7 separate regions of the Homo sapiens genome follow, and regions 2, 3, 4, 5, 6 and 7 are each linked to region 1. A link is a loop called in an ENCODE intact Hi-C map of the cell type or tissue named here. Cell type or tissue: PC-9. All regions are shown on one strand. Links, peaks and the distances in the headings refer to the core of each region. The heading gives the core; the rest is flanking DNA.

Evidence for each region. A loop is a pair of places that touch in the nucleus more often than their neighbours do. Peaks named below come from ENCODE experiments on the same cell type or tissue, not always from the same donor. Only the 100,000 strongest peaks of a DNase experiment are listed, where the experiment ranks them.
Region 2: it touches region 1 in a loop (8-fold over the local background); 2 of 110 quality-filtered maps call a loop at or near these places.
Region 3: a loop joins it to region 1, with 20 times the contacts of the local background. A loop is called at or near these places in 15 of 110 quality-filtered maps.
Region 4: it touches region 1 in a loop (14-fold over the local background); 64 of 110 quality-filtered maps call a loop at or near these places.
Region 5: a loop joins it to region 1, with 7 times the contacts of the local background. A loop is called at or near these places in 44 of 110 quality-filtered maps.
Region 6: it touches region 1 in a loop (19-fold over the local background); 108 of 110 quality-filtered maps call a loop at or near these places.
Region 7: it touches region 1 in a loop (11-fold over the local background); 12 of 110 quality-filtered maps call a loop at or near these places.

What each region holds. Positions count from the first base shown.
Region 1 is chr11:10,733,266-10,737,798 of GRCh38, forward strand. No RefSeq gene overlaps it. Among named protein-coding and RNA genes, the nearest start is that of CTR9, 16 kb to the right of the region's middle. In PC-9, for the core only: CTCF peaks have their summits at 2,745 (motif pointing left) and 2,950; DNase peaks (open chromatin) are centred at 2,606 and 3,066; H3K4me3 peaks cover 685 bases; H3K27ac peaks cover 1,539 bases.
Region 2 is chr11:10,488,119-10,492,651 of GRCh38, forward strand. All of the region lies in intron 6 of AMPD3 (adenosine monophosphate deaminase 3), which reads left to right. Among named protein-coding and RNA genes, the nearest start is that of MIR4485, 18 kb to the right of the region's middle. RefSeq lists an enhancer at 1-825. In PC-9, for the core only: no CTCF peak of the experiment used is centred there; DNase peaks (open chromatin) are centred at 263 and 2,643; H3K27ac peaks cover 3,154 bases.
Region 3 is chr11:10,320,415-10,324,947 of GRCh38, forward strand. The region is part of intron 1 of CAND1.11 (a long non-coding RNA gene); the gene reads left to right. Among named protein-coding and RNA genes, the nearest start is that of CAND1.11, 14 kb to the left of the region's middle. In PC-9, for the core only: CTCF peaks have their summits at 2,826 (motif pointing left) and 3,090; DNase peaks (open chromatin) are centred at 1,696, 2,727 and 3,492; H3K27ac peaks cover 905 bases.
Region 4 is chr11:10,512,402-10,516,934 of GRCh38, forward strand. RNF141 (ring finger protein 141) reads right to left here. Exons shown (of 6, transcript NM_016422.4): 6 at 1-2,665. The coding sequence ends at 2,515. Among named protein-coding and RNA genes, the nearest start is that of MIR4485, 6.3 kb to the left of the region's middle. In PC-9, for the core only: CTCF peaks have their summits at 1,991 (motif pointing right) and 2,192; no DNase peak of the experiment used is centred there.
Region 5 is chr11:10,652,277-10,656,809 of GRCh38, forward strand. All of the region lies in intron 1 of IRAG1 (inositol 1,4,5-triphosphate receptor associated 1), which reads right to left. Among named protein-coding and RNA genes, the nearest start is that of IRAG1, 39 kb to the right of the region's middle. In PC-9, for the core only: a CTCF peak has its summit at 2,198 (motif pointing left); a DNase peak (open chromatin) is centred at 2,705; H3K27ac peaks cover 1,393 bases.
Region 6 is chr11:10,404,485-10,409,017 of GRCh38, forward strand. The region is part of intron 2 of CAND1.11 (a long non-coding RNA gene); the gene reads left to right. Among named protein-coding and RNA genes, the nearest start is that of AMPD3, 49 kb to the right of the region's middle. RefSeq lists an enhancer at 4,333-4,533. In PC-9, for the core only: a CTCF peak has its summit at 1,841 (motif pointing right); DNase peaks (open chromatin) are centred at 1,887 and 2,727; H3K27ac peaks cover 1,351 bases.
Region 7 is chr11:10,206,126-10,210,658 of GRCh38, forward strand. All of the region lies in intron 1 of SBF2 (SET binding factor 2), which reads right to left. Among named protein-coding and RNA genes, the nearest start is that of SBF2, 86 kb to the right of the region's middle. In PC-9, for the core only: CTCF peaks have their summits at 2,144 (motif pointing right) and 2,349; no DNase peak of the experiment used is centred there.

The DNA of each region.
Region 1 (4,533 bases), core at 288-4,287:
GCACCTGTAGTCTCAGCTACTCGGGAGGCTGAAGCACAAGAATCACCTGAACCCCAGAGGTGGAGGTTGCAGTGAGCCAAGATCGTGCCACTGCACTCCAGCCTGGGCAACACAGTGAGACTCTGTCTCAGAAAAAAAAGAGTTTCTCTATTCTCCCCATCCCCCCTCTGTCACTCCCATGAAAGTTTAACTAAACATGAGAAGTTAAGTAAACATACAAATAAAACTTGCCTTCTACCTCTTTAACATGTCCCTTCCCGAGAAGCCCACCTAGACCAAATCACAGGCAGGAGGCCGCTATGGGGGTGGCAAATGGCATTCTGTTCTGGAAGGGCAACCACAAACTTTAGAGCCAAGAAGCCCTGGCTTGGAAGCCCAGTTCCACCCCTTTGTAGCTGAGTGGGTGATTCTGTCTCTGAGCCTCATTCATAATCTGTAAAATGGGGAAAGCAATGCTCACTTTTTAGGGTGCTTAATTCACTCATTAAATGAATACATTTAAATATATATAATATATACTGATATAATTGAATATATTATATATATAAATAATAATCCTGTGCCCTGAGAGCCACCATGTCAGCCTAGGTTTCCTGCTCTTTGAAATTTCCAAACATTGGCTGGAATCTCATCTTGGCCTCTGCAAGGAACAAGATCTATTTAGAGATTTGTTACAGATTTCAATTGTGTCACTTTCCTTTTTAAGGCAAAGCGGCTACAGTGGGCCATGGTTTTAAATACTATTTTCTTCTTCTCTGTTATATGCATAAGGCTCCAAGAACTGTGTCAGGTGCATGCGGTTACTTTGAGGACCAAGAGGACAAAGGAGGGGGAGGAAGGAGCAGTCCTCCTTAAAGAGGAGGCTGGACCCCTCCTGGGCTTTCCCATAAAAAAGTTCTGGGAGCAGTAGATCCATTCTGAGATTTTCAGGTATAAGAAACAGAAAATGGCCGGGCGCAGTGGCACCCACCTGTAATCCTAGCTATTCAGGAGGCTGAGGTGGGAGGATTGCTTGAGCCCATGAGTTTGAGCCTATAGTGAGCTATGATCATACCACTGCACTCCAGTCTGGGTGACACAGTGAGATGAAAGAAAGGAAGGAAGGAAGGGAGGAAGGGAAAGAAAATCCAACTTGAATGCCTTAAACAACCAAAACAATGTATTGGTTTACAAAATCTAAAGTTTAGAGGTAACGTGGGCTTCTGGCACGGGCTGTTGAGAGCTCCCAGTGTTTTGGGGGCTGCAACTCTGCTTGTCTGAAAGTTTCTCACCTCTGCCTCCCAGTCAGCTTTTTCTAAACCAGCCTTTCCTTGAGGTAGCACAAGGCAGCTGACAGCGTCCAGGGCTCAGCGCTTCCTCACTCATGTCTGGGGGATCAGTGTGGTTGTATGCCCACCCCTAAAACAATCGCAGTGGCCAAGGGAATGCCAAGGGGGCAGGGATTATGTTGATGGGTTTAGGCCAATTGGAACTGACCCCTGAAACTAAGAGTTGGTTTGATCCTAGACTTAAACCACAATAGGATGGGGGAACCTGCAATGGCAACTGCAGATATTCACCCCAAAGACCCTTCTTCAGTGTGGGTGTGGGTGTGGGTGTATTGTGTTGTGTCAGTGTGTATGTGTGATGTGTCAGTGTGTGAGGTGTGTGTTTGTGGGTATGAGAGTGTATTGTACACATGATGTGACTGTGTAAGCATGTATGTTGTGATTGTGCATATAAGTGTGTGTGTATGTTTGTATTAGTTGAGAAGACCATATGCTGGACTAAGTGTGCCTTGCATTATTTTTTAAAATTTTATTTTATTTTATTTTATTTCAATAGTTTTTGGGGTATAGGCGGTTTTTGGTTACATGGATAAGTCCATCAGTGGTGATTTCTGACATTGTATTGCACCCGTCACCCCAGCAATGTACACTGTACCCAATATGTAGTCTTTTATCCCTACTCCCCTCCCAACCTTCCCTCCACCCCCACCAGTCCCCATTGTCCATTATATAATTCTTGTTGGGGCCTTCCATTCTGACTCTGCTGCTACCACCTTGCTGGCCCCCAAGGGTCTCCCCCATCCCCCAACCCTCGCCCCCGTTTATGAGCAAAATCCCTTTTCCCCTAAGCATAGATGATAGGGTGGAAATTTTAACAACTTTCCTAACGAAAAAGGAGAAGAGAAAGGAAATCCATTCAGAGAGCATAAGAAACCTAGAAAATCATTTCTGACAATGTATGTCCCTGAACCAATTATGACCTCCTATTTCCCCCACTCAGCTGTCTCAGAGCCTTCCCAGCTCCCTGCCTGGCGCTAACTGCTGGAGGCCACCCTAGGACGTTTGTCCCCTAGCAGCCAAGGCCAAAAATCTCATTTGCACATTTGTACTCACCATTCCACCTCAGGGCCCTCCGTCACCCCCACCCCCGTCCTCTGTCCTCTCCTCCCGCCTCCTTGGAGAAACTTAGTGACATTTCCAACAAGGGCCCCACGGTAAGAAAGACGGCTTCCTTATACTCTGTGGTGAGGATCAGCACATGTAAACACAAATAGGAACGTTGCCTCAAGCGCTCCATCAGCGCACTCTAGAGTCCTACAAAGGATTAGACAAAACAAGGTCATCTCCCCGAGTCCCAGCCCAGTGCCTGGCCGCCCACCCCTTGCTCCGCCCAGGGCCTGCTCCCTCCGGTGATCCCAGTCCAGTGCAGCCCTCTGCTGCCCTCTGCTGGGCCCTTGCCTACACAGCCCCGGGGCTCACCAGCCACCAAGAACACCGGGGGCTCTTGGCCAACCTTTTCATGTTCCTCTGTGATCTGGAGGCTGGAACAGGTTCACCAATACTTTCACCCACCCATCACTTCTCAGTGTGCTGGAACCTGTGAACGGTTTCCTAGTCGTTCAGAGTCTCATGTCCTCGATTTTTTTTTAAAGCAAAACAGAGGTTATAATCCCTACCTCACAGGACCAGGGTGAAGATTAAAAGGGCTTATTCATTCATTTATGAGTCATATGTTTATTGCACCTCTACTATTTGCTAGGCACTGGGTTGGTACTAAGGATACAAAAAGAAACTATCCTTGCCCAAATGGCGCTCACTGTTCTGTATACACAAATACACAGTTGTGAATCATGATAAAGGAACTCAGTAAGATGCTGGGATAGACTAAGACAAGGGGAAGCTTCAGGGAAGATAAGGAGGCAACTTAAGCATGAACACGAGTCACATCCAAGGGATAAGGGGTTTGGGGTGGGTATTCCAGGGAGAGGCACAAGAAGGCTGTCGTGAAGGTCCCAGAAAAGGTGATAGAGGTAGGGAGTAGCTATAGCTGGAGGTTAGCCAGAGGGGGCAGGGCCTCGATGAGAATGGAAAGGGATTTGGACTCTATTCTAAGTGCTGTGGGAGCCATGGAAGGGTTGAGAAGTGGGGTTGTGAGGCGTTGGCTCACACCTGTTATCCCAGCAGCTTGGTAGGCCGAGGTGGGCAGATCACCTGAGGTCAGGAGTTCGAGACCAGCCTGGCCAATATGGTGAAACCCCCGTCTCCACCAAAAAAATTAAAAAATTAGCTGGGCATGGTGGCATGTGCCTGTAGTCCCAGCTACTCAGGAGGCTGAGGCAGGAGAATTGCTTGAACCCAGGATGGGGAGGTTGCAGTAAGCCAAGATCACTTCACATCACTGAGTGACAGAGGGAGACTCCGTCTCAAAAAAAAAAAAAAAAAAAAAAAGGCCCGGCATGGTAACTCACACCTGTAATCCCAGCACTTTGGGAGGCCAAGTCAGGCAGATCATGAGGTCAGGAGTTTGAGATAAGCCTAGCCAACATAGTGAAACCCCGACTCTACTAAAAATATAAAAAATTAGCCAGGCGTGGTGGCAGACACCTGTAATTCCAGCTACTCAGGAGGCTGAAGCAGGAGAATCGCTAGAACCCGGGAGGTGGAGGTTGCAGTGAGCAGAGATCATGCCATTGCACTCCAGCCTGAGTGACAGTGTGAGACTCAATCTCAAAAAAATAAAAATAAAAATTTAAAAAAAGAAGAAGTGGGATTTGGAGATCATGCCCTCCAGCTCTCCGTACCACACCAGCTCACCAGTGTCCTGCAGACTTCTTCACCTCCACCCATCTCGAAATGCTGATGCTCCTCTGGGCCTGGTCCTGGGCCCTCTTTTCTTCTCTCTCCACACTCTACTTCTCCTCCATCATCTCCTGCATTCCTGTGATTTTGAATAACATTCCTATTTGGATTGGTGTCTCCACCTAGACCCCTCCTTCTGGCTCCAGATCCACACATATCAAAGAACCACCTGCCCACTCTCAGCTTTTGGATTTCCCAGATCTGTCAAACTTAGTGTCTCAACCCTGATTTAATCCTGGCTCTGTCACTCCCAAACCTGCCTTCCCCATCTCAGCAAATGTATCACTTGCTCACTTGCTGAGACTTTATAATATAGATAAGCCCAAATATTTACACATTTACGCACACACACACGTTTTTTTGTGGAGACAAGGTCTTGCTAAGTTGTCCAGGCTGTTCTCAAACT
Region 2 (4,533 bases), core at 208-4,207, 250 kb before region 1:
CTCCCACCAAGGGGATGGCAGCCTTGTCCGGGGCTCCTGGCAGTCTCCGCCTGCAGGGGCCGCAACTGCGGTAGGAGCGAAGGTTAAATGATCATGGCCCTAGCCTTTCCATTCTCTTTTGCTGAAGCGCTGTGCAGTGAGGCACAGGGTCAGTGCTAGGCAGGGGGTGTTTGATGGTGAGCAAGAGTCACTTCCTGTCAACCAGGTGGCTTTGAGGGAGAGGCCAGAACTGAGCTGACTTAGAGTGAGTAGGAGCTTGCCAGGCAGAGGGTGTGGTAGGGGAATGGAAGTGGTGGCATTCCAGGTAGAGGCACGTGATGTGCAAATGTCAGGAGGGAGGGATGGTATGAGAGAGTCGAGAGAGTCAGAACAGTGTGTTGACATAACTGCAAGCAGTGTGGTGTGGTTGGAGCTCAGGCATTGGGAGCGGGGAGCAGCGGGTTGTGGGGAGAGTAAGGCTGCAGAGATGTGGGGAGGTCCTGGATCATGCAGGGGCTGTGGGTTTCCCACAGAAGGCAGGGAGGTGGGCCGGGGTGTGGTGGCGAGCTGGGAGAGAAGCTCCTGGGGGAAGAGTCGGGATCAGGCTTTGCTTGGAGGAGGGATGGCTAAAGCTGGGTGGAGTCACAGTGGGGTTGCCATCTCCACAGGAGCTCTGTCCCAGCTGGGAACCTCTTGGGGACTTCTTCTTTTTGGGGTCAGCTTTGATAAGGGAGGGTAGGCCAGGGGAGGATGTGGCTCCTCTGGGAAAGCCCAGCTCCAGCCTCCCTGACCCCCTGGCTGGGAGCATATCAGCAATGCAGATGGAAGACCCTACCTGGAGGCCCTAAGACCACTTCTGTTACACGCCAGGGGTCCAACACAGACTCCCACTTGGATGGGATCAAGAGCTTTAAGAAGTGAGAGTTTGGCTTCAGCTCATGTGCCCTGAGAGGCTTACAGAAGTGTTTTGGGGATTTCCAGGCAGAAGTGAAAGGTGTTTTAGACACCACTTACGTGGGCACCCTGGCATTTTCACCTTCAAGCACCATTTGTTCCTTCTCTGTGAGGCTTAGGCGTTCAGACAGGTGGATGCCTCCATCACTGTGTGAACTCCTCTCAGCCCTGCCCAAAGAACTTCACACGCCTAGCACATGCCCAGGCCCGTGTTCAAAGAAACGCCTTGCCCAGCCCGATGCAGCCCTGCCCTGAGCATACGTGAATGCTCTGGGCTTACCTGCTTCCTGCTGCCTGGGGCCAAGGTGTCCTCACTGGCTGTGCTGGCACTGACACTGTTTTCTTCTAAGGTGGGGCCCCAGTGGGTGTTCCTGGGTCTACCAGCTGCCCTCTGGCCACAACATGAGAAACAGTCCTGGCGTGGGGCTAGGGTAACAAATCAGAGCCTATCCCCAGGGTTCTCCTGCAGTCTTGGGGTTAATGTTTTCTCTGGACAGAGATGACCTTGATATCTATGACCCAGTGGCCTGTTCTTAGGCACCACAGTCAGTCCATAAACATGGGCGCAGGTCTGCTATGAGTCAGGTCTGTGCCCGCCCCTGGGTGCTGCCTACTTGATAGCACTCTGTCTCTCTTTTTTTTTTTTGAGATGAAGTTTTGCTCTTGTTGCCCAGGCTGGAGTGCAGTGGTACAATCTCAGCTCACTGCAACCTCAGCCTCCTGGGTTCAAGTGATTCTCCTGCCTCAGCCTCCCGAGTAGCTGGGATTATAGGTGCCTGGCACCACTCCTGGCTAATTTTTGTATTTTTAGTAGAGATGGGGTTTTGCCATATTGCCCAGGCTGGCCCCGAACTCTCAGCCTCAGGTGATCTGCCTGCCTTGGCCTCCCAAAGTGCTGAGATTACAGGCGTGGGTCACCACACCTGGCCTTGATAGCACTCTCATAGCCTCTACTATGGGGAGGAGAGCTGCTTTCTAAAATCCAGAATGGGCTGGATGATGGCCTCCGTATGTCTAAAGTGGCTATTGGTGTCCCTGGGGCAGACAAGGGCTGTGGTCTGAGGCAGGAGCTGCGACGTGGCCGTGGATCTGTGTGGGTGGTATCTGTGAAGGCACCTGTCACACTACAGCAGGTGAAGGGCTGAGACACCCCGAGGCCCAGCCAGCAGGACTGTGTGACTGAGACACTTGTTTTCTATGCAGAAGCAAGACAGAAGAGCTGAGTGTGTTTGCTGCTTGGGAATTGGGTAGAAGTAGGTGACATCCACTGTGGTTTAAGTGTCATATTAAGAATAGCAAATAGGTTTTACCTTCTGTGCCAAACCTGACCAATTAGGGGCCACCCCTAAAGCTTAGTGAAAAGAGTGCTGTGTTCGATTATTGATGCCTGCCATGGGTATGGAAATGGTCAATGTTGGCTTAGGTCCCAGGTCTGGAAACTCTGCTCTTTCTTTACATCTGAGGTCTTAGGTGAACACGGGGAATGCACTTGGATCCTCTGGTGAACTGAAAACACTGACCTCCAATGACCTTCAATTATTTTGTTCCTAAAATAATCACCCTTGAGTTCTGAAGTTTGGATGGGGTGCTTCCTGGATTGTCCAGTTGTTTTCCTCATTTATCTTGTGACTCATGGGGGTAAGGACAGGCTGACCCCCCTGTGGTGTGTCATTGGTAAGCCAGAGGACAGGACCAGAAAGCCCAGAATCCGCTGAGTCATGCTGAGGTCATTGTACCAAGCTGTGTCCAGCTGAGCTGAGCCAGGCTGACCTTCTTTTGTGCATCCCACGTGAGCCCAGCCTCATCTCTGAGGAGCCTGGGCTTTGGGGATGTTTTAGTTTTCTGCTTTGCTTTGTTTCCCCAGTGTCCAGTGGTCTGTCTTTCTGGTAAGAATGGCAAGATTAATGGCAGGAAGGATGCTGATGAGTGAGTGCTGTGGCTAACGACATGGGCTGGCTGGCATAATGCTCACAGAGGTCCAGTGGATCAAATATCTGGTTTGGCATTACTTGGAGATGCTCAGCCAGCCGTGGACAGCATTCCCTGCCCTGAGGTCAGCCGCCTCCTCACCCCAGCCCGGGCTGAGCGCCCAGTCGGCCGCAGCAGTAGCTCCAGAGTGTGGTCTAATGGCTGTCAGCAGCCTGGCCTTGAGGCTGCTGTCGTCCTCCCCCGGAGCTCCCATAGGTCCCTTGTGCTCAGGGAGGGGGAGTCAGTTTACCCATAGTGACTTGAGGCCATCCCTCAGCTTAGCTGGGGCTTCATTTCCTTAGGGCTTGTGGTTGTCCTATGAGTGAAGCACAGTGAAAAGGCAGACTGGGGATGAGGGGTTGGGGAGATGGGTAGGATCCAGGCAATATTAGCAGAGCCCTCATCCTAAGATTAATGAAGAGGGTTCAGTAACAGAATCAAATTACATTTAAAGAATCCCTTCTAGCTTCTGTGTATGGAGAATGAATTGAACCAGAGCACAAGAAAAAGGAACAAGACCAGTTAGGAGGTCACTGTGAATTCAGGCCTGAGAACATGCAGGCTTGAACTCCCGTGGTGGCAGTGAGGTTGGAGAATATTGTATGGATTTGACATCCATTTGGAAGGTAGAACTGATGAGACTCACTGAGGGAAGGGAGTAGTAGGAAGGCCAAGGATGACTCCCAGTTTTTCAGCATGACCAGCTGGATTCAGGACACACCATTTCCTGGGATTCCAGAATCTGGGAGAAAATCAGGTTTGGGCTGGGGTCAGAGATGGAGAGTCCACTTTTGGATATATTAAATTTGAACTGCCTTTGGGTTATCCAGATAGAGATATCAAGAAGGCAATAGTATGTACAGTTCTGGAGCTTTTGGCTGGTGGCATAAATTTGGGAATTGGTATAAGGAAAATAATTAAATGCACAGAAATGGAACAGATCACCTTTGGAGAGAATTTATAGTGAGAGGACAAGAGGGCCCAGGACCAGGCATCAAGAAATTCCATTATTAAGAGGTCTGGTAGTGAGGATGAGCTGACTAAGGAGGCTGAAAAGGAGAGGACAGAGATGCAAGGGGTCGGTCTGGTATCACAGGACTTAGCATGATATAGAGGGCATGAGAAATCCCATGAGGTGTTTTGAGACCTTGCTGGGCTCCTTCTGCAAAGGTGCCTTCTGCAAAAAACTGCCTTTCCCTGGAATGTGGGGAGAAGTCTAAGCTGACTGTTCATTTCTGCTTCTTAGGATTTGCTCTAAGATCTTTGGCCTTGGGCCCCACAGCTTGAGTCCATATGTTGGCTTAGGGTCAGTAGAGCGGCTTCCAGTAGAGTGGCTTCTTCTTGGGACTTGGATGCCCTGGAGTTTGGGTGAGGTGTAACTAGTCAAGGAAGGGTGTGTTTGGAGGCTTGGCCTTTAGTGTCTGTTCTTTTCATTCATTCCCACTTGGAGGTTTGCTTTGGGAATGCTCTGAGGGTTCTGAGAGGGATCAATGGGAAGAGTGGGATTTGATGGGCCCTCAGGGTTATCACTAAAACTGTGAGAACCTGTCGTACCTGTTAATTTGTTCATTCATTCATCCATTGGTTCGACTTTGTACTAGGCTCTGGGGTAGGTGCTGAAGACTTAGAGGC
Region 3 (4,533 bases), core at 395-4,394, 410 kb before region 1:
CCCTGTAATTATGGGCACATCTCTTAACCCAAGTCTTAGTTTCATTAGCTATAAAATGGGGATAATAATATTTACCTTATAGGCTTGTTGTAAGGATGAATGATATAACATGGATGAAAGCAACAACCCCTGCCTGGCAGTATAGTATAAGCTCATTAAATGGCAATTCTGTTTAAGAGTAACGACTAAGGATGCTGTGGTTTAAAAAATAAAGAAAAAAAAAGCACCTGCTCTTTCTCAATGCCAGAACACAAAGGTAAAGCAGTGAATATACCATTTCTCTTTAGATTAATCATCTCTAAAATAAGGACATGGCATCAAGGATCTCAAAGATTCTTCCTCTATGACTCTAGCCTTCTGAGGTCTTATATTCAGGGAGAAATGAACATTGAAAAGCGGGAGAAATTAAACCACCTTTCTGACTAGTTCCTTGGGAGACCCAAGCTGTGCTTCATCAGTACTTTCAGTTCCAAAGCGTATAGGATCAAGTCAGTTCCAGAGAGCAGGGTTTGGATGAGGAGGCCTGGGTGGATAGTACCGGTTAACTCCATAGCTGCAAAAACAATTCTTTCTTCACAGTAATACAATGATAGCAAAGGGGACATTTGACCTTTTCAAGATTTTTAAAATGCAAAATACAAGGTATGCACATAATCTTGTTTACTGACTGATCCTTTAAAAAATCTGGCATATTAATAATTCCACTTAAAATACTGAAGATGGGAGCCAGAAGGAAACTTGTTCTTTCTATACAATGACTGAGAAGGGAATTCTAATGAATATTTTGGCACACATATCTCATTTTCTGGCTGCTTTAGGACCCAAGAGCCAGTAGGTCATAATTAAAGCCAATAATGGCAACTCCAGACAGCCCAAATATTTTCCTGGTGCTGTCAATTCACTGCATTAAATGTTTTAACATCATTTTTTGGGGAGTGTAGAACATACGCACAGAGGGGGAATTAAATGTTGATGTGAAATTTGGAACATTTGCTGCAGGTTGCTCCAAAAGATATTGTTTATTACATTCAAAGGAATTATACAATGTTTTCCTTATTAGATAATCTTAAATGACCCTTTCTGGGCTGAGAGCTGTGAAGTGTGTCCTTAAGTTGTCAGAACAAAATCATATTTTCTGCAGAAAAAGAAAACAAAAAACATGTTTGGGGCTGAGGCTGCATGTCATGTAAATAAATGAACGTCTTCTACCTCCACTGGATCTTCAGGAATGTTCTCTTTGGTCACCAGGAGTTGTGTTGCTACAGAGTTAAAGCTACTCACTTTTCTGTCAACTCTACTTCCAAAAAGAAAACCCACAAATATATGTTTGCAAAATCTGTTTGGGATCCTGGAGACAAGGTCCTTAACTTTATCTTTTTCCTGAACAAGTTTCATACTTAAAAAAAATAATAACAATTAAAATTCCTCCAGCCCTACCCCCACCTTCTTCCATCCTTCCATTTCTACTTTAAATGATAAGAAAGTTTCCTCTTGGATGGAAATTAAACATCTCAGCCTGGGTGAGGCAGCTCAGGCCTGTAATCCCAGCATTTTGGTAGGCTGAGGCAGGAGCCTTGCTTGAGGTCAAGGGTTCAAGACCAGCCTGGGCAACATAAGGAAATCCTCCTTCTCTAATCTAAGGGGAAAAAAAAAAAAGTATCTCAGTCTAAGGTGTGTCTGAGAGAGTTCTGAATCACCATTTTGGGATGGAACAAACTGACCAGTCACTTCTTTTTTTTTTTTGAGACGGAATCTCGCTCTGTCACCCAGGCTGGAGTGCAGTGGCGCAATCTCGGCTCACTGCAAGCTCCGCCTCCCGGGTTCACGCCATTCTCCTGCCTCAGCCTCCTGAGTAGCTGGGACTACAGGCGCCTGCCACCACGCCCAGCTAATTTTTTGTATTTTTAGTAGAGACAGGGTTTCACCATGTTAGCCAGGATGGTCTTGATCTCCTTACCTCGTGATCTGCCTGCCTCGGCCTCCCAAAGTGCTGGGATTACAGGCGTGAGCCACTGCTCCCGGCTGACCAGTCACTTCTTAAAGGCAAAACTGGATTTGCTCTGCAAAACAATTCAGCAAAAACTTGGGTTCCAACTCTGGTGCTACACTGTGACAATGGAAACTTTCCAGCTACAACTTGGAAGTTGGGAGCCAAGCACAATACTAAGTCAAGGAAGGTATTTGAGGCCAAAGCAGACAGTGGTCTTGGCACTGCCTGCTCCTGAGCCCAAGCTGCAGCAGCTGTGGGGTGGTGATGCAGCTTTCAGAGATCTCTAAATCTCTAAGTACACCAGAAACCAGATTTTATTAACTCCCCTTTTCCACTTTTTTTTGCCCCTACATTTCTGCCATGGATTATATCATAATAGATGGTGAAAATGCTGTGAGGTGTATACTCAATTCCTAGGCATTCTTCCACTTAATCATACTCAGTTTTCTTTGAGGGCCTCCACATTGTAAATGAGCAACACCTTGATACTGGGAAAATGAATATGAAACTCAGGGCCACAGCCTCTGTGATCTGGTCATTCTGGGGCAGTCATTTTCCTACTTGGCCTACAGAACCAGGCAGGTCTCTGGCCTGGGGGTGGCGGGTGATGTTGTATTCTCTTGTCAAAGTGCACAGAGCCCACTCTGAGAAGATGCTATACTCTTCACGTTACAAGACGGCAATATGCCCGTTTCTGGGCCAATTGGCTGACTCAGAGATGAGGAGATTATTCCGTGACACTTTGTTTTCATTCCAGTCCAAAGGGCAAAAAAAAAAAAAAAAAATGTAAAACTCTGCTGCCACCTGCTGTTTCTTTAGGAATAAATTCTTGAAACGGTTCTAGGTTGATTGTATATTGGTTATCTTAGCCAAGTGCCTTGGTGGTGAATTTGGGGGATTTTGGAATATAAGTTTATGTAGTTGTGTACCAACTGGACTGTCATTTCCTAGGATGAACTGTTGGACCACATGGGTGGCTTCTCTCTTTCAGTCCATTAAGTCCTGCCTCCCTCATCCCTTGCTGAGACTCAAGGGCAGACTCCTTGATCCCAGACAACTTTCCAAGGGAGTTCACGCAAGGCTCTGACCAGTGAGGCTCCAGAGCAAAACCCAGGAGGCTTATAGGTTTAAGTGTCTTTTCTTTATGGGCCAATGATGTCTGAAAACTGTAGCAGTAGGTAAATTCCCCAAGCACAGACTATTCTCTGCTGGGTGTCAGTGGGTGGTATTGGAAGTGCCTCTCAGAAGTGCTCTTCTCAGCTTGAGGTTCATTTGTGATGAGGTTCATTTGTGGTGTCTCCAGATGTTTTATCTTTGTCTTCCTTGAGGAAACTGAGGCAGATTAAGGAAGACGAGTGTCCAGGAAAGTAAAGGCTAGCTCCATTTGAATCACACCCAGGTGAGAATACTTGAGCTCAGGTTAGATGATGAGAGGGATGAGGAAAACAGTGGCTCCTCGGAGCTCAAATAAAGAGCACTGGAGCATTAATATAGTCATAAGCTTAGATGGGCTTGATAAAGCCCTTAGTCATCTTATTGGAGGCATCCAGAGGACAGAGGCTGCCTTGCCTTGACTATATTAGTGGCTTGTTGCTGCTCCAAATCAGAAAGTGGGATTTTCCTTTTTGCCTTCTTTGGGAAGATCCATTTGTATGTAAATGAGTTCTTTTTGATTGCAGTCATTGTTGTAGCTGAGAATTCTTTCAACCAAGATCTTTTTCTTGGCAGAGATTACTGAGTCTATTAAGTGTGTTTTCATATAATTCTAAGTGACTTTTTAGATGGACACAGAAAGAAGTGTTAAGGAAATGACCCTTGGTCTTTTCTCCTATCAAAGAGAAAAGGCATTTGAGTGGTATCGATAAGCATTGAAGGTAACTGATGGCTTATCACTGTGTCTGGCATTATAGCTGGCACATTTATTGACTGAATGGTCAAACTTATCACCCGTTGTTCTTCCCAGAAGGTTCGTGAGACCTGTTGGGGAGGGACGGGGATAGAAAGGAACAGAAGGAAGAGTCTCAGAGTTAATCAGGTGGAAAGTCTGTAAGTGGAGTGAACCATGGGAGCTAGAATGCTATGGTAGGACCAAAATTAATACTGTATATGTCAAAATAAATGTGTATTACTTATAAAGTATATACAGTTCCTAAAAATTATCAAACAAGGTTATTATGTACAACATTTCTCCCTTCTGTGTCTCATTCCCTAAATATTATGATTGTTAACATATTGCACAAGCTTGACCATGTTTATGCTTCATGTATTTTCTTGTTTATGTCCCCGTTGTTCTCCCTCAGTATTTTGTAAAGGCTTTGGAAAAGTTCCAGCCTATCTCAGCTATGTGAAGAAGAGTTCAGGGAAGGAGTTTGTATAACACTAAAGAAATGTCAGTATCTCCTCACAGGTAGGGGCTGACATGATGCCACGGCAATGGGAAATGAAGTGGGAAACCCGAAGCAGGAAGGAAAACTCAGGAGAACTGGGTTGGGATAGTGGTTTCAGCTTCTCCTCGCCTCCTAAAGAGTCTCTTGATAGTTCTC
Region 4 (4,533 bases), core at 332-4,331, 220 kb before region 1:
CAGTAAGTGTCTTGGAGCTCATATTGTAAAATAAAAAGGTTTGGGCCCTATTGAGTCACTGGGCTCATTGTTAAATAACTCCTTGAAAGGTGAAGGATTCTGGGGGATAAAATCATTGGCTATCCCTGGAAAGATCCAAAACTCTGTAAGGTAACTCTGTTCACTTTTCAGAAACATTTTAAAATTAGGTAATCTGAATTAAACTCAGCAAGTCTAATCTAAAAGGACAATTTAAAATCTTAGAGCTGGAAAAGATTTCAGTGGATCATCTATCCCAAGGTTTTCAAAATATGTTCCATGGAATACTAAGAATCTATGGAGGAGATACAGGGTTCTGCAAATTTGACTTGAATTTAATTAAAAAATTTTTTTAAAAAAAACGACTCCCACTATATGTGTGTTACTCACCAAATTCAAACATGCTGGATATCACCAATGCATTAATGTTTTTATTCATTGACTTAATCACATTTATAGTATATAAAGTTTATATAATAAGGAAATTTATAATAATATGACTTTTATATAGTGGGGTATAGGGTATGTGTGTATGCACACGTGTTTAAAGGTTCTGTAAGATTTTCCTTGAAAAAGTTTTTGCTGCTGAAATAGTGTGAAAACCACAAATAAAGTCTCAGTTTCTAAAGTAAGAACACATAAACAAGAGTAAGAGACTTTCTCAAGGTCACACAACCACCAAGTGCATTGCCAGGTTGATATGATGGAACCCCTGGTACTCTGCTTGCATAAACCTCCATAGGGAGTAGTTAGCTATTTGGTACTTAGCTGTCCCATTATGAATGTCAATGGATTAGTCTTCAGTATTTTTGGGGGCGAAATCAAGCTACCCCTGGCCAGATGTTTTTCCTTGAAATTGATTTGAATTTTATTTGCTCGCCTATTAAAATCCTACTATCCAGAAATTCTGTCATCAATAAGTGGCAACTTAAATTGTGTACCCTGGTTTAGGAAAATAGTAATATTTGCAACTTATGAATGATAAGTCAGAAAAGTTACATGGAATGTTAAATTTTAAAGGAGATAGGCCCTTGTTTTATTACATGCCGAAATGTTAATGTTAGAAATTTTAGTTCATAAGCAAAAAAAATGGTTGAGGTGCAACTGAAGATCACAATTCCATTATTACTATATTGTTTCAGAATATTTTAATGGAAAGAGTATTTCAATGGAAGTACAGTGAAACAGTAGGAATGCCAAATTATCTTCTAATTTTCATAAGTATTTTATGTATATACGGTAAAAAAGCCTCACTCTATTTTCTTGTGTTTTTTTTTTGATTAGGAGTCTCGTTCTGTCTCCCAGGCTGGAGTGCAGTGGTGTGATCTCGGCTCACTGCAACCTCCACCTCCTGGGTTCAAGCAATTCTGCCTCAGCCTCCCGAGTAGCTGAGATTACAGGCACCTGCCACCATGCCCAGCTAATTTTTGTATTTTAGTAGAGAGAGGATTTCGCCATGTTGGCCAGGCTGGTCTCAAACTCCTAACCTCAAATGATCCACCCACCTCGGCCTCCCAAAGTGCTGGGATTACAGGTGTGAACCACTGCACTGGCCTCTTGTCTCTTAATCTAAGAAATTTGAGGACTCTGAAATCTCAGAAAGATGTTTTCAAGTTAAGGAAATAAAAGCACCATAAACCAATATTAAATGACCTATAGTAATTTAGAAATATAAAATTTAGTATTTGTGATGCAGAATAATTTCCTTCTGAAACTCCAAGATGTGTGAGCATTATCAAAGCCATTTAGAACAGTTACCCAGCTGTGGGAAAGCATTTCCAGAACAGCCAAGAAAATTCCCCAGGAGAAATCCATTTGCAAAGGAAAGTCACACCCAATTTTGTAGACCTCACCCAAATTATACAGTATGGCAAAAACAAACAAACAAACCTTTAAGTACAGTAGTTCCAAAACACACTGCTAAAGTTATGAAATAATTGTGGATCATTTCAAGTAAAAATTATTAAAGGAGCAATAATTAACCACAAGGGGGCATATATATATATACTCCTTAGATTCCAGCAGAAAGACTAGTTTTAAGTAGTAACATGCACGTTGAAGTATTCTACATTTTCAGTCACTTAAACTTTCCTCTCTCAGATGGCTACAACTTTTTAATATTCGAGGTTTATTTTATATCTAAGTAAAAAGATTCCAGAATACTCCTGCCCTGCAAAACAGTAGTGTTTTAGAAGCCTCTGGAAGTGTTGCTGTTACCTTTAGCAAAGAATTCAAGAGCTATTAGTTGTAATAATACAAATTTGAACAGATAAATAATAGGAAAATATGGTCTAAAACAGTAGCAAATTTTAGTACCACAAATGGAAGACATGGGAAGTTTATTTTTAAAAGGGGGACAAATGATCAGAATAGCAAAAATAAAAGAGTGGGGAAAATGGATTTTCCTGTGTCTGTGCCAGTGCCACAACCCTACATTCTTCCCCCATGACCAAATATTTGAGCCCACAATAGCAACAGAAGACTTTCACTTCAAGGTCATGGCCTGTGGGGCTGGCCTGCCTCATCAGCCATGTTAAGAATATAGTTAGCCATATCATCTTCAGTGGGTGCATCTGATACCACCCAAGATTCATTTGCTCCAGTCATCTGTAGGCGACAAATAGGGCAATTCCTGTGTCGATCACTCCTATTAGAGAAGTCAAAACAAAACAGTTTGCTTTCTTCTTTTTTAAAAACAGGATTTTATTTAAAGTAATACATGCACATGGCTTTTAAAAAGGAAATAGCATAGAAATATATAGTGAAAAATAAATCCCTCCCTCCTATCTCAATCTTCAATTCTCTTTCCCAGGGGCAACCACAGTTACCAGTTTCTTATATATTCCTCCAGAGATAGACTAAGCTGGATTAAGCTTATGTGTACACACATGCACGCACGTGCACACACACATTTCTCCACTTGTCAATATATCTTACAGACTAGTATGTATCAGCACCTGTTAGAGCTGTTTATTCTTTTTAACATACACTGTATCGCTATGCCATAATTTGTTTAACTAGTCTCCTGCAGAAGGACATTTAGTTTTTTTTCCCATCTTTTGTTGCTACCAACAATGCAGCAATTCGCATCCCCATACCTAAACAGGTAAAGTATTCCTTTATAATAAAAATTCCTTCTGAGTCCCAAGAGGAAATTCCCTCGCATCAATGGAAGATTTGGTCAAAGTGTCAAGTATAAATGCTTATTCGTGATTATTTAAATGGAAGCCATTACTCTAGGAATAACTTCTTGGCAGTGGCAGGGGAATATGACAAGAAGAAAGGATATTATTAATTATTTTTCTAAGAAATATCTACATGACTTTCAACAATATATCTACCTGTTGCTTGCTTAAAGGTCTGAAAAAATTCCTATGGCTCATAAGCAACAGGAAGACTTATATAAAAATGGAGCATACAAAGTTAAAAGATAAACTTTACATGCACAGTAATTTTTCTGGCAGGGGAAGAACTCATATATGATCACTTAAATAAGATTATGTTTTCGAAAAGGATTTTTTTCTGGTCAAACATTATTTTGGTAATTTAAAAAATACCGTATTTGAGCCAGAGACATATTATGCAGAGAAAAATGTTTTTCTTTTCATCTCTCAGTGAAATCTGGGACCAAAGTAATTATTTGTATCAACTGCTCTTTGGCTTTTATGCAAAAATTTAGAACTCTGTTCCAAAAACTAAATGTGAAAGCTACAGCTGGCATATATTATTTAGGTTGATTTCTAGTTCTTCAGAGGTATTTTACAAGATAATTATATGTATGCTCTTCTGTGCACAAAACATCACAATTTAAAAATAGTCAACTTCTGTTTCCAACCAACAGAGGCTAGATTTATCTTCCCACCTAAAATTACTAAAACAATGGTTTCATACAATCTTTCAAATAAAGCACTGGCCATCAGACAACAAAGGACAGTGATCCCTGGGACATGGGAGTCAAAGAAGGTGAGACCTATACTTGCCTCAGCTTACAGCCTCGAGAGTTTCTAGCCCCTGATCAAGAAGCGGGAAGCTTGATGGAACATGGCAAACTCCCTGAGCTGAACACACAGAGCTGAGAATCTTGGGGGGCCAAACAGCTAGGGTTTACAGGGCAGGGTAATGGAAAGCTGCACAGAGGGAAAATTCCAGAGGTCTACGGAAGTGTCCCCGCCAGAATACTCAGCAGAGTGCTGATCAGTGTGTGCATGTGAAGACACTACCGAGGCTGAACAATCAATCAAAGGGCTTTGAGGGGATAGTCCCCTAAAGCTCACTGGGCCTGGGATACTGCCTGTTTCACCAGCCAGACTGGAAAACCTCATAACTCTTGGGGTATCAGTAGAGTTCTCTAAAGGGTCTTGCTATTAGTGGGACATAATTAGTTCTAAACTAAATACTGCTCTGGTCCTGCCTAACAAATCACAAAAGCAAGATCCAAAAGAATCAAACTGTTTCCAAGTCACTTAACTATAGTCCAGAAAAAAAGCTCAAGAATATTCATAGGAATACAAAAAT
Region 5 (4,533 bases), core at 252-4,251, 81 kb before region 1:
GCTTGAGTTTGCATCAACACCGGAGGTCAAACCAGGCTAGGAGAGGGCATTTGGAATTTCATTTCCTCCGGCTCTCTGGCTTTGTTTACAAAGTCAGAGGTGACCTTAGAGATTTTGCATCTAATTTGGTCTTTACAGTAAACACAGCTATCCCAGAAGGGAGAAATGTGCTTCGAACTCCTCAAAGCTGTAGCTAATGGAAGATACTCCATTGAGATCACATTGGCAGTTGTTTACCACTTACTGAGCACCTACTGGGTGCCAGGCCCTGTCCTAGGAGCATCACCATCATCTGATTGAATCCTCAAGATGACCTCTGATGTAGGCATTAATATTCCCATTTTACAGATGAGAGAACCGCCCCAGAGAGTGAAAGTCACTTGCCCCAAATCATACAGAGAACCAATAATTTGAACCCAGATCTTCCTGATTTTGAGGCTGGGGCTTTTTCTGCTATACTACACAGTGTTCCTCAGCCATGTGGATGGGGAGTAAGAGGTGCTGTTTCCTGACTTCCTCCCTGACACCTCCCCTCATGCTCTTCTGACCCTCAGCACAGGCTCTCTCATTTGAGTTCAGCCCTTATGGGGACTACACCAGCCCTACTAAAACCTGGGGGCTCAGGCAGGGTGAATTCCATGTGCCCTGTGCCCACCCCTGGCAACCTTAGATTGACTCCCAGAAGCCAGGCTATCCCTTCCCCATGGTGCAGCAGCCTGGGGGCACTGGGGTCCCAGTGCTGATTGGGACTGCAATCAGCATAATCTCATCCACCTCCCACAGTGACTGGCTCAGGGATAGACAATGGACCCAGCCTACATCGATGAGCTTAAAGTGGTGTTCTAGGACCAGATGCTTTCTCCTGCTCTGAGTGGTGGAGTGTGAAGATATGAGACCTGGTGCTACGGACACTATTTTGCTTCCATGAGGAAAGCCAGACAGAATCTAAATGATACACACAGAGGAGGGCAGAGCGAAGGGACCTGCAGAGAAACAGAACTGGAGCCCTGATTAAAGTGTGCCTGAAGCCTGAACACTTTCTGGACTAGCTGGTTACATGAACAATTAAGCCTCTTGGTGTTGAAATCACTTTGTGTTGGGTTTTTGTTCCTTGTAACTGAAAACATGCTCCACTACTCTTTCGTGCTTCTTGTCTGTCAAGATGCCTAGGAGTATGATCCTGCCAACAGACCTGAGCCAATGGGTCTAGCTCCTCTGCTTCCTCTTAGAAGAGGAGACTAGCAATGCCAGGTTTCCATAGGGAAAGGCAGGATAGCAATGTAGAAAGAACACAGGCTTTGGAACCAGATATCTCGGTGTGAGTCCTCACTTTGCCACTCACTGGCTATGTGGCCTTGGAAAGTAGGCTTCATCTCTGAGTCCCAGTTTTCTTGTCAAAACAGATAAGAATGCCTCCCAAGCAGGATGCTCCAAGGATGAAACACACTCAGTTCACAGTAGTTCCCACAGAGGCCACCTGCACGGGGGTCTGCAGCCCAGGAAGCTTGGCCGAAGCTCCAAGGGCTCTGCCTGGCCTCTCCCCATCCTTAAACTCCCTCCTTCTTTTATTAGTGGGGTGGGCAATACCTTCAGGAATCTATAGAACTAACAACTGGCCTGGTTCTGCAACTTTTAGAGATTCCCTGAAGGAGCTGCTCCACTGCACAGTAGATTAAGACCACCATGCAGATAACATAGTGAGGTGACCTTTGGCTGATGGGACATGGTGGGTGGGGGTGGAGATGAAGGACACTGTCATTTACTGAGCACCAACTGTGTTCCAGGTCCTCTGGAAGGTACTGCTGACTGCTGGAGGCTGTAGGAGGAAGAACCGGAAAGCCCTGCCACCTCCCATAATACTTGGTGTTCTTCCTGTCCTTCAGAAAGGGCTCGGAAAGCCCCTAGAGTCAGGGCACTGGAGAAAAGGCCTGAGCTGCCATCAGCCCAGCTCTGACAGACCCCCCAGCCAACACACATACCTCTAGACTCCTGGACTGAGCTCCTTGAGCTAGGCAAGGTGTCAGATTCATCCTAGGTACCCAAAAGATTCAGCAAAGAATGATTGTTGATTTATGTTTAAAGAACTAGGGACTTTTAGCCCCAGGATTGGTCAAGGTGACCACCATCTTGATTGCTGTCTTTCTCTGCAATGAACAAGTTAGCCCACACAGCTCTGGAACAGTTAGGGTGACCCCTACTGGTCACCTCAAGAAATCTCAAGTAGACCATCCATAGAGTCATTCATTCTTTCACTGCCAAAATTTTACACCTACTCTACCAGGCCTGTGCAAGGGGCTGGTGACATAAAGATAATCTTGGCCTTCAAGGAACATAGAGCCCAGTGGTAGGAGACGCTGGAGAACAGTATAATGGGGTAAATATTTTGAAAGTGAGAAGTTGCAGGACCCCAGAAAAGGGTTACCTGTGGGAACTGGGATGGTGGGACATGATTTTAGCAAATATTTCACATTACAAATGTTTGAGCTGAGCCGTGAACACAAATGCTGAGTGGAATTTCTTGGAACAGATTAGCTGGGTGTCTAGTGGGGAAGATAAGACAGGATGGGGAGAAGCCACATTGGACAGACTTCACCTGGCTCTTGGGAATGAGAACTACGGGGCCAGGGCATGCTGTCTGTGTCTTCCATGCCAAATTCTTACTGTATGAATAAACTGAGCATCAGGTTCACCCAAAGGTGAGCTCTGTGATTAATTTCTATCATCTTTACTTGGATTTCAGCAGCAGTGGCATCAGTGGTGCTGGGTAAAGTATTTGGTAACAGGGGTTGAGGGTAGCAAAAGACTAGCCACAAACCCTGATTCTACTAAAGGAAGTTGGCTACATCTCATAGGAAACCTTTTAAAATTATGTGTGACGTATGTACAGGTCCAGGCTGTCTTAACAGGGGCATGGTTTCTAAAACATGGGAGGTGACTATTCCACTTTTCTTTTGTCTTAATCTACACAAAGTATATTGTGCTCTGCCTGTTAAGAAGGATTTAGACAAATTGGGACATGTTTTGAACCTGGGAAGCAGGAAGCAAGGAGAACAAAAATTTGTGTTTAAAGAACTAGAGAACTTTAGCCCGGAGAAGAGGAAGTGCAGGGAGAAATAAAAATCTCTTCTCAGATGTTTGGAAAGCATTCATGTGGTTTTACTGTTCCCAAAGAATAGATGTCATAACTAATGACTGAAAGGTCAGATGAAGGCAAGGGACGACCTTCTAGTGGTTGGAACCACCTGAAGATGAAACAGGCTGTTCTTTAAGGTAGTGAGTCCCCATTCCTTGGAGCGTTCTCGTAAAGCCTGGGACAAGGGTCACAGGATTCCTAACCACTTCAGGGGCCTTTTCTAACCCTGGGAGTCCCTGAAATCCTGGACTCTTTTTAGCTACAACAAACTGAAAGACCTGACGATTCCATCCCAGGACTCTGGGATTATGGTCTGAAGTCTCATGAGAAATACCTCATTTTTTAACCCTCTACTTTCTTCCTCCACCTCCCTCTCTTCCAAAAAGAGCTTAAGTCAGTCCCTGTGACAGAAAGCAGAATAGAACAAATGAGTTAAGTCAGATGTCAGCTGCCACAACATAAAAGTAGAGTGGATGCTTGCTGAGGCCCCACTCTTGACAAGATGGAACCCCAGGCTCCTCAGGGGAGCCCCAGCAGCCCTGCCTGCAGGGGCCATTCCCACGCTGCTCCTGCCCTGTTTGCTGTCTCTCCCATCCATTATTATAAACTCGCTGCTTAAAATAGCAAGGTAAAAGGAGAGTCCCTGCCCCAGGGTGACATCTGGGTTCTGCTGGAGCTTGTGGGCACACGGACCTCACATCCATCACTGCAAAGTTTAGAATATAATCTCCAGGAAGTGCTGATCTAGAGCACCAACCCATAAAAGGAAAAAATATTTAGTAATGTTTGGTCTCCAAGCTGTTCCTTCTTTAACCCATTTTCAGGGCCCTTCTTGCTGCCTCTCCAGTCTGGTTCGGAAAGGGTTAGGTAGGCCAGTGCCAAGAGCTAATCAGCTTTTATGACTCTACTCATTCTGCCTCCAGCTAGTGCCTAACTAGAACCTGGCCCATTTTACAGGCCGGGAAACTGAGGTGCAGAAACGGAAACAACTTGACTGGTTCAGCTACCCTTGTATCTGGTGCAAATCTTCCAAGAGACTCTGCTGGGATAACTATCCAGTAATTTGTGCAACTGAAGAGGCTAGAAGTTCCTAAACCATATTTAAATATTTTATCTGCCCCTGCTCATGAAAGAAAACAAACTAATATGCTTTTGTTCATGCTTTCATTCTTCAGCTACTTCTAAGTCGCCTACTGAGCATCGGACACTATGCTAAATGTATTTCAAGTGCTATTTTCTTTAACCCCCATGAGATAGGTTTTATTATTTCCATTTAATATATTAAGGATCTAGGGCTCAGAGAGGTTCCGCAACCTGCTCAAGATCACACAGCTAGTAAGTAGCTGGTGAAGGGCTATAATCCAGGCTAGTCTGACTCCTAGGCCCGCCATCTTTCCTCT
Region 6 (4,533 bases), core at 235-4,234, 330 kb before region 1:
AAAGTTACAGTAAGTTAAGGTTAATCTATTATTGAAGAAAGAAAAAACGTTTAAAACAAATGTAGTGTGGCCTCATTGTACAGTATTTATGAAGTCTACGATAGTGCGCAGTGATGTCCTAGGCCTTCACATTCACTTACTGATCACTCACTGACTCACCCAGAGCAACTTCCAGTCCTGCAAGCTCCATTTGTTCATTTTTTAGTCTTTTATACTGTATTTTTACTGTATCTTTTCTTTGTTTACATATGTTTAAATACACAAATCCTTACTATTGTGTTACAGTTGCCTACAATATTCAGTATAGAACATGCTGTAGAGGTTTGTAGCCCAGGAGCGACAGGCTATCCCATATAGCCTAGGTATGTGGTAGGCTATACAATCTAGGTTTATGTGAGTACACTCTGTGGTGTTTGCACAACCAAATCACCTAAAGACACATCTCTCAGACCATATCCCCATTGTTAATGGATGCTTAACTGTACTGATAATACCTAATAAAATGTAAATACTATGTAAATAGTTGTTATACTCTATTTCTTGGCAGTAATGAAGAGAATAAAAGTCTTTATATGTTTAGGATGGATGCCACTTTTTTTTTCGAATATTTTCCATCCACACTTGGTTGCATCCATGGCTATGGAACTCTTGGAGATGGAGGGCCAACTATATATAGAATTGTAGTTAGTGGCCGGGCTTGGTGGCTCATGCCTGTAATCTCAGCACTTTGGGAGGCCAAGGCGGGTGGATCACTTGAGGTCAGGAGTTCGAGACCAGCCTGACCAAAATGGTGAAACCTTGTCTCTACAAAAAATACAAAAATTAATTGGGCATGGTGGTGGGCACCTGTAATCCCAGCTACTTGGGAGGCTGAGGCAGGAGAATCGCTTGAACCTGGAAGGTGGAGGTTGCAGTGAGCCAAGATCTCACCATTGCATTCTAGCCAGGGTGAAAAGAGTGAAACTCCATCTCAAAAAAAAAAAAAAAAAAAAAAAAATAGATTGTTGTTTGCTGGATTTCTACTCAATAGAACAGAAATTACCTCAATAGTAAATATTCTATAGTTCTCATTTCAGATGAAAATTCAGCTGTTCTCAACGACTTTTTTGTTGTTTGCATAGGTGATCCTCAACTTTGATATGTTCTAATTTTCATGCATGTATCTTTCACTTCTGTGACTGTATACTGATAACTCAAACAGATACTTCATCCTTTAGTTGATGGGTGGTGATTTTACCTTCCCTCTTGTGTGACCACTTGCTAAGTGCTGCTGCTTGGGGATAAAAGGCTGGGTTTCTACAGAGACAAGGGGTATGGGAAGCGTTTATGGTACAGCTGCCCCCCTTTCCCTCTGTGTGCCAAGGGAATCCCAAATTTTCTGAATGCCTGGAGTTTGTCGGTTGATAACAAATTGTTGTACAATGAACAATTAGGTGTTTGCTTCCCAGGCCCATGCTCCCCTCTCCACCACTACAGTCCTTGCATCTGGTAAGGGTGGGAAGGGGGTTCAGTGGCCACTGGTCCTAGGTGATGGCAAGGGTGGTGTCACTGGCTGGGGATGGTGGAGACTTTGCCGTGCCACAGGGGTGGAGAAGATGAGGGCAGAGAGGAGAGGTGGAATCATGGAAGAGAAGCCACAGGCTCGACCTCCCAGGCACCAGGGAGCAACAGAGGGATGCTTGTGAAAGTTTTTATCTGTCAGGACCCAAGATAGCTATAATGCATGTGACAGGGATGGCAATTTTGCAAATATAAAACAGATATATTTAATTACTCATTACATCACTGTTTTCCCTCTGAGATCCAGCTACAAAAATTATCACTAGAGGGCAGGAGAGGTCTCTTTAGCAAGAAACATGCGTCCTAGCCCAGGGTACTGGCTTCTCCCATAGTGTGGGGGCAGTGCTGACTAATGCTTCCCTGTTCACAACACGCTTAGAAAGTGAGAATATGCGTGTGGCACACTGGGGTCAGCTAAAGGGGATTTGGGAATGCCTACATGGGAGCTAGTGAAAAAAATTCACATTTTCTTCATGTTATATTATTACAATAATATACAAAACAAAATATTAAATGTTGAATTTATATAATATTCTAAAGAAAATCATTTAAATATTTTATTGTTAAACATGAGCTTGCTTCAAATTAACATGTCTTTTTTATGTAGTTTTAGGCTTGAAATGGCTACATGGAATTTCTGATCAAGATTTTTAAGGGTTTCTTCATTCTTTTTTCAAATTTCATTTGTTTCTAATTTTTAAATGTTTATAGATTTAGTGGGTACAAGTGCCATTTTGTTACATGGATATATTGCAAAGTGGTGAAGTCTGGGCTTTTCCTGTAACTATCACTTGAATAGTGTACATTGTACCCATAATCATCATTAACAGGAAATTTGTTTGTACAGATTGGTGATAAAAAGTTAAAAACAATTTTGCACCTGTTAAAAAATATATACCAGTTGAAATCATATAGAGACTATAACGGCATTTTCTTTTTTCAAACAACAAATGTGGTATTGAAATTTTTTGGGATGAGCATTGGATTTAGCACCCTTCAAACCTTTTGGATTCTAGTGCACTTAGGTAATGGTGAAGCCCTAATCTGCAGAATACACATGCAATTTTACATCAGATATCCTGCAGGCAGTGTGGAGGTGACTAAAGAGGCTCATCTACTGAGAAAGACAGGAACAGCCCATATACATCGAGTGACTGTTGTCCTGATTTGTCCTGAAGGGCTCTGATTCATTCTTCTGACATGACATGACTATCCAGAGCACTTCCCTTTGCTAAAAAACAAACAAGAAGCGTGCCAGTTTGGTGTTCATACACAGTGTGGATGAATCTCGAAACATTGCCCAGAATGAAAGAAGCCAGACACAAAAAAGTACATGCTGTATGATTCCATTTATTTGAAATTCTAGAATAGGCAAAACTAATTTGTAGTGATGGAAGACAGATGAGTAGTTGTCTCAGGCAGTGGTGGGGGTGAGTGACTGCAGTGGGGCATATGGGGCATTTGGGGGGTAATGACAACATTGTGTATCTTGATCATGGTAGTGGTGACACTGGTGGATCACCCATGTATACATTTGCAGAAACTCATAGTACTATATAGTTAAAATAGATGCATTTCATTATATGTAAATTATACCTCATTAAAGTCGATTTAAAAAAAGAAAGTATACTATTTTGGACAATGAATTTTATGGTTTCTGTACATAGGCGTGAAGACAGATTCAGGGCTGCCATTTCTACTGTGGCTGCCAGAAGCTCCCTCCTGCTCTCCTTGCCCCCGGCCCCATCCCTCTTGGTCTGTGCTCTGTGCTCACCCGACGCAAGGGACACACACTCCTCCAGTGGGTTTCTGGCTCTGTCCATGTGGGAGTGGCACACTATGCAGCAAGCTGCCAAAGGACGTGTCCTCGCCGCTTGGGATGAGATCACTGTCCTTGCTGTTTGATGGGGCCCACTCTTGGCTGCCCTCCAAGGAGCTGTAGGTGAGGTTCTCCTTAGAGGTACCCAGCCTGTGCACTTTGGCTGCCCTCTCACCTGAGGACCGAGGGCATCACCATTGTGCTGCATGCCTGTGGCCCATCTGAAGCACTTCCACGGGGAAGCTCTGGCCTAGGGAAGGTACCTGTGCCTGTCCCTAAGGCTTTCTCATGAGGCTAGAGTAGAAAGGGGGAGGATCTGACATAAAGGAAGCAAATAAGCACCCATTTCTTGGTCCCAGGGAATTGTGGGAGGAAGAAGGAGGGAGGACAGGAGATGGTGGAGAGTGGAGGGCAGTGGCGGGGGCAGTGCAAGGAGAAATGGAGCGGGATGGGAAGAGAAGTTGAGAGTGGTCAGCCAGATGGGTCTTAAATTCCCTTTCTGGGCTTTGGTCTAGAGCAAGTGTTGGCGAACTATTCTGTAAAGGGCTAGATAGTAAATGTCTGAGGTTCGTAGGATCATATGGTGTCTGTCACAACTACTCGACTCTGCCATTGCAGTGGAAAAGCAGCCAAGGACAATGGGTAAATGAATAAATGTGGTCATGTTCCAAGAAAACTTAATTTATGGGTGGCAAAATTGGAATTCATGTAATTTTCATGTGTCACAAAATATTCTTCTTTAGATTTTTTTCTCAACCATTAAAAATGTAAAGACAATTTTTTTTTTTTTTTGAGACAGAGTTTTGCTCTGTTGCCCAGGCTGGAGCACAGTGACATGATTTCAGCTCACTGCAACCTCTGCCTCCCAGGTTCAAGCAATTCTCCTGCCTCAGCCTCCTGAGTAGTTGGGATTACAGGCACACACCACCACACCTGGCTAATTTTTGTATTTTTAGTAGAGACGGGGTTTTTAGGCTGGGAGCCACTGCGCCCGGCCTAAAAAATGTAGACAATTCTTAGCTCATCTTCCTCATAAAGTGGGTGGTGGGCCTAATTCGGCTGTTGGGGCATCGCTTGCCAACTCATGTATTTAGTGTGGGGGGTCCTGAGGGTGGAGGACTTAGGGAAAGGTGTGGCTCTTGGAATTCTGAGTG
Region 7 (4,533 bases), core at 256-4,255, 530 kb before region 1:
GCAAAACCTCTTTGTCCCTGTAGCCTGAGAGTCCCCTCCCCCACCAAGAGACATCAAACAGCTCAGCCTGGGGAATGATTTCTGCCACCTCAGGCAGCACCAGTGGGAGCTCTAGTGCTGCCTGAGGTGACAGAAGGGCTATATTTAATGGCCCCAGCATTAAATAAACAAAGAAAACCAAATAACCAAGAAAATCAAAATAACACTGAAAAGGCTCTGAAAATTAAACTGCCACTGGAACAACAGCCTACAAAATTAGACTATGGTCTACATGCTAACTCTAAACACAAAAACTAACATAACAGCCAAAATGTCCAGGATATAGTAAAAAAGCACCCATTACACCAAGAACCAGAAAAGATCACAACTTGAATGACAAAAAGACAATTAACTGATGCCAACACAGACATGAATCAGATGGAAGAATTATCTGCAAAGATTTTAAAGCAGCTACCTTAAAAATACATCAAATCATAAACTCTCTTGAAACAAATGAAAAATAGAAATATCAGCACAGAAATACGTTATAAATCAAACAGAAATTATAAAACTAAAAAATAAAATATCCAAAATTAAAATCTCACTGGATGGTTTCAATAGTAGAGTGAAAATGGCATAGCATAGAATCAGTGAACTTGAGGTGAAATCAGTAGAATTTACCCAGTCTGAACAACGGAGAGAAAACAAATTAAAATATAAAGAACATTGGGAACCCATGGGAGGTCCACAGACCATAACAAAAGATCCACTATTCATATCACTGGAGTCCCAGAAAAGAGGAGAGGAAGAGGGGAACTAAAAGAATATTCAAAGAAATAATGGCTAAAACACTCCCAAATTTGGTGAAGCACCAAACATATTCAAGAAGTTGCGTGACTCTCATACTGGATAAACTCAAAAGAAATCTACACTAAGATACATCATAATTAAACATCTGAAAATTAAAAACAAAGAAGTCTTGAAAGAAGCCAGAGAGAAACATTTTACCTACAGGATAACACCAATTCAAATGACAGCAAATTTCTCATCAGAAACCATGAAGGACAGAAGAAAGCAGCACAACATTTTTCAAGTGCTGAAAGAAAGAACTATCAACTATGAATTCTATTTCCCACGAAACTACCCTTAAGGAATGAGAGGAAAATCCAGACATTCTTGGACCAAAAAAAACAAAGCAAAAAAAACTACACTAACATTGAAGATTGGCTGAAGGAAGGTGTTTAAACAGAAAGGAAATTACAAAAGAAGCAATACCGGAGCATCAGTGGCAAAACAAAAATACAAATCCAAGTCATCCTCAATCTAGTACTTAAATACTTCTCCAGTCCAATAGCTGGTGTTCTGATATCAGCTGGCTCTAAACCTCTTCCCAGGGCAATATTCTTCATGCTTATTCCAACAACCTTTAAGATTGCTTAAAACTTCTCTGTCCTTGAAGCTTACTGCTTGCCTGATTTGCAACCTTTAGTTGCCAGGGTAGGGTGAGGAGGGACCAGAAGGCACTGTCAGAATTGATTCTTTTTTCAACACAAAACTTAATCTGAGTATGACCCTAACAGATAAGTTTAGTCCTAGGGCCCTCTCTCCTAATACTTCCTTTTCTATGGGAAAAAAAAACTAGATCATACAAGGGCAAGCCCAAAGGCACAATAATTAATATTTTTTCTCACTGTAACAAATGGAAAACAAGCTCAACCCTCTCTCACAAGCACTTATTTAACTACTTAAAGAAAACTACTATGTCTTATCAAAGGTAAATATGATATCCATTTCCCTTAACTTCTGAGTACAAGGGCCTATTAAAACACCAGTACATTAAAGCTATCAACAGTAATTATGAATACACAGAAATCATCTAAAATATAAATACCTTCCCATGGTTGATAAACTAATCTAAGAAAGTCCTCAAGAAAAACACTGCCATGTTTTGAAAAGAATACTACATTGGTAATCAGGAGATCTGAGGCTTATCTTAGCTCTGTCACTAACTGGTGACCTTAAGCAAATCCTCTAACTTCTCTAAGCCTTGGTCTCCCACCTGTAAAGTGATCTTAGGTCCCTCCTGGCTCTAAACTTCAGGCACGGTAAACCAACAAAAAATGTGAAATACATACATCTACCACTAGATGGCATAACACTATGATTGCTGATCTGAAAAGCAGACCAAAATCTCCTCCAGATAGATTATGTTGTTAGGAAAACTATACCAGTTTAAATTATACCAATTTAAACTAAGCCTCAATAACTTGTCTGCTGGCAAAGAACTCCCGGCTACTTCATAAACACCTTCATTTTGTATGATGTAGAATGAGAAACCTCTTTCTGAACTTGTTACAGTTATCATGAACCAAACTGAAAATTTACAAAGACATGATTACAGAATTCTGAGAAACTAAGTTTACAGCAAAGGAGGGGGTGAAGGAGGCGGTGAAGACGTGTGGCAGGAAAGAACACAGGTGGAGGGACAGAATGGAGAAAAAAAAAGAAGCTGTTTTTTGGCAATTTCTGCAGTATTATCTATGCCTATCAAGGTATTACGAAAATTATTACCACTATACCACAGAATATTTAGCCTCCCTTGATAATTCAGCAGAGAAAACACTGCCACATTAAAATTTCAGACAAATTTCTTGGAACCAGCTTTAAAAACATTAATATATTGGTAGTATCTATAAAACATTGATCCTTTCAGAAAAAAAATACAACTGAAAATTTAAAACACAATTCTCTATGACTTAACTGTACCACTTTCACTATGTTTAAGTTATATTTACGTTTTCTTCCAATTGCAGATAAGACTAGTACATAGCAAGTGCTTAGTTTCAGCATAGATTTTTTAAATACAACATTTTTAAACTAGGGAGGAAAGTTATTGATTAAAAAACAGCAAAGGCTATTATGTTAATCTTCCTTAAACAAGAAATTCGTATCTGTTGCATAATGCAACTGGACATGATACACATAAATTTCTCATTAAAACTCATTCAATGTGTCCCTATCAATGTATTCCCTAACCCTAAGTCAATAAAGGAGAAGTTACAAAAATCCTTAGTTCTCCAGCAACCTGTGCCTTCAAAATCAAGTAGGCCTTTCTCATTACACAAATACAGGTGACAAATTTCTTCTTCCCAAATACAGTTTAAACATGTCCCCTGCCTACAATGCTCTCCTCTCCACAAATTTGTTTTTTTTTTTTTCCCATCTCTAACTTCCTATCTGCAACTCAAAGTTCACCCTGGAGCATCGCATCTACAGCACAGATAATCCAAGCCGTGTGTTTTCTGCTCAACTCTTCTCTCAAACGCAAACTTCCTATCCTGCAAAAAGCATTACAGATTGTTTATCTGTCCAAACAAGTTATGAGGCTGGTTATAATATACTTTACTACCAGCTGTTTTCCTTAACGTTTCACTCTCCTGAAGACAATCATTTCCTTCTTGTAACAGATAGAGTATTTCTCAAGCTCCCAATGCTGTTTGTACCCCCTATTAAGCATTTCCATAAACACAGCAAATTAATCATGACCAAATTGGGATTTTCTATTATTTCTATAAAATCTGTATCTTCTCTCCCTCCATTCTCTATCTCAGAGAATGGCACGTTATCCATCTAAGCATTCAGTGTCTCCACTAGGATTATGTTCCACTGCATATGACAGAAAACCTAAAACATTAATAGCTTAAACAAGATAAAAGTATATTTCCTTTCATATAAAAGATGTCTCGAAGACAACACTCAGGATCAATGTCAGATCTATGGGCTCAAAGATCCAGCTTCTTCAGGTTCATCACTCCACTATCTACAGGTTTAGACCCTTGTTCTCATGGTTTAATATGTCTGCTAGAGCTGCAAACATCACATCCATGTTTCAAGTAGAAATCAAGAAGGAAGGAAGGAAGCTGGGCACAGTGGCTCATGCCTGTAATCCCAAGCACTTTGGGAGGCTGAGGCAGGAGGATCACTTGAGCCCAGGAGTTCCAGTTCAGCCCGGGCAACATGGCAAAACTCCATCTCTACAAAAAGAACACAAAAATTAGCTGAGTGTGGTGTTGCACACCTGTGGTCCCAGCTACACAGGAGGCTGAGGTGGCAGAATTGCTTGAGCCTACAAGGTCAAGGCTGCAGTGAGCCAAGATTGCTCCACTGCACTCCAGCCTGGGAAACAGAGCAAGACCCCATGCTCCCTTGCACAAAGAAAAAAAGAAAAGAAAGAAGAAGAGAAGAGGAAGAAAGGAGGAGGAGGGAGAGGAGGAGGAGGAAGAGAAGGAGGAAGGTATAGAATATTTTAAGGAGAATTTCTGGAAGAACAATTTCACTTACATATCACTTGCCAAAGCCTTGTCACATGATTACACCCAATAGCAAGGGAGTCTCTTAGTCTCTTAGACAATTGCCCTGCTAAAACACAAGAGTTTTATTTCTAAAGGAGAAAAAAATAGTATTAGGAGACAACTGGCCGTTTCTACCAGAGTCAGCTCTTAGTCTGACAGGTGCCAACACATCATGTAGAACCATCTGTTAACCAAGAACACA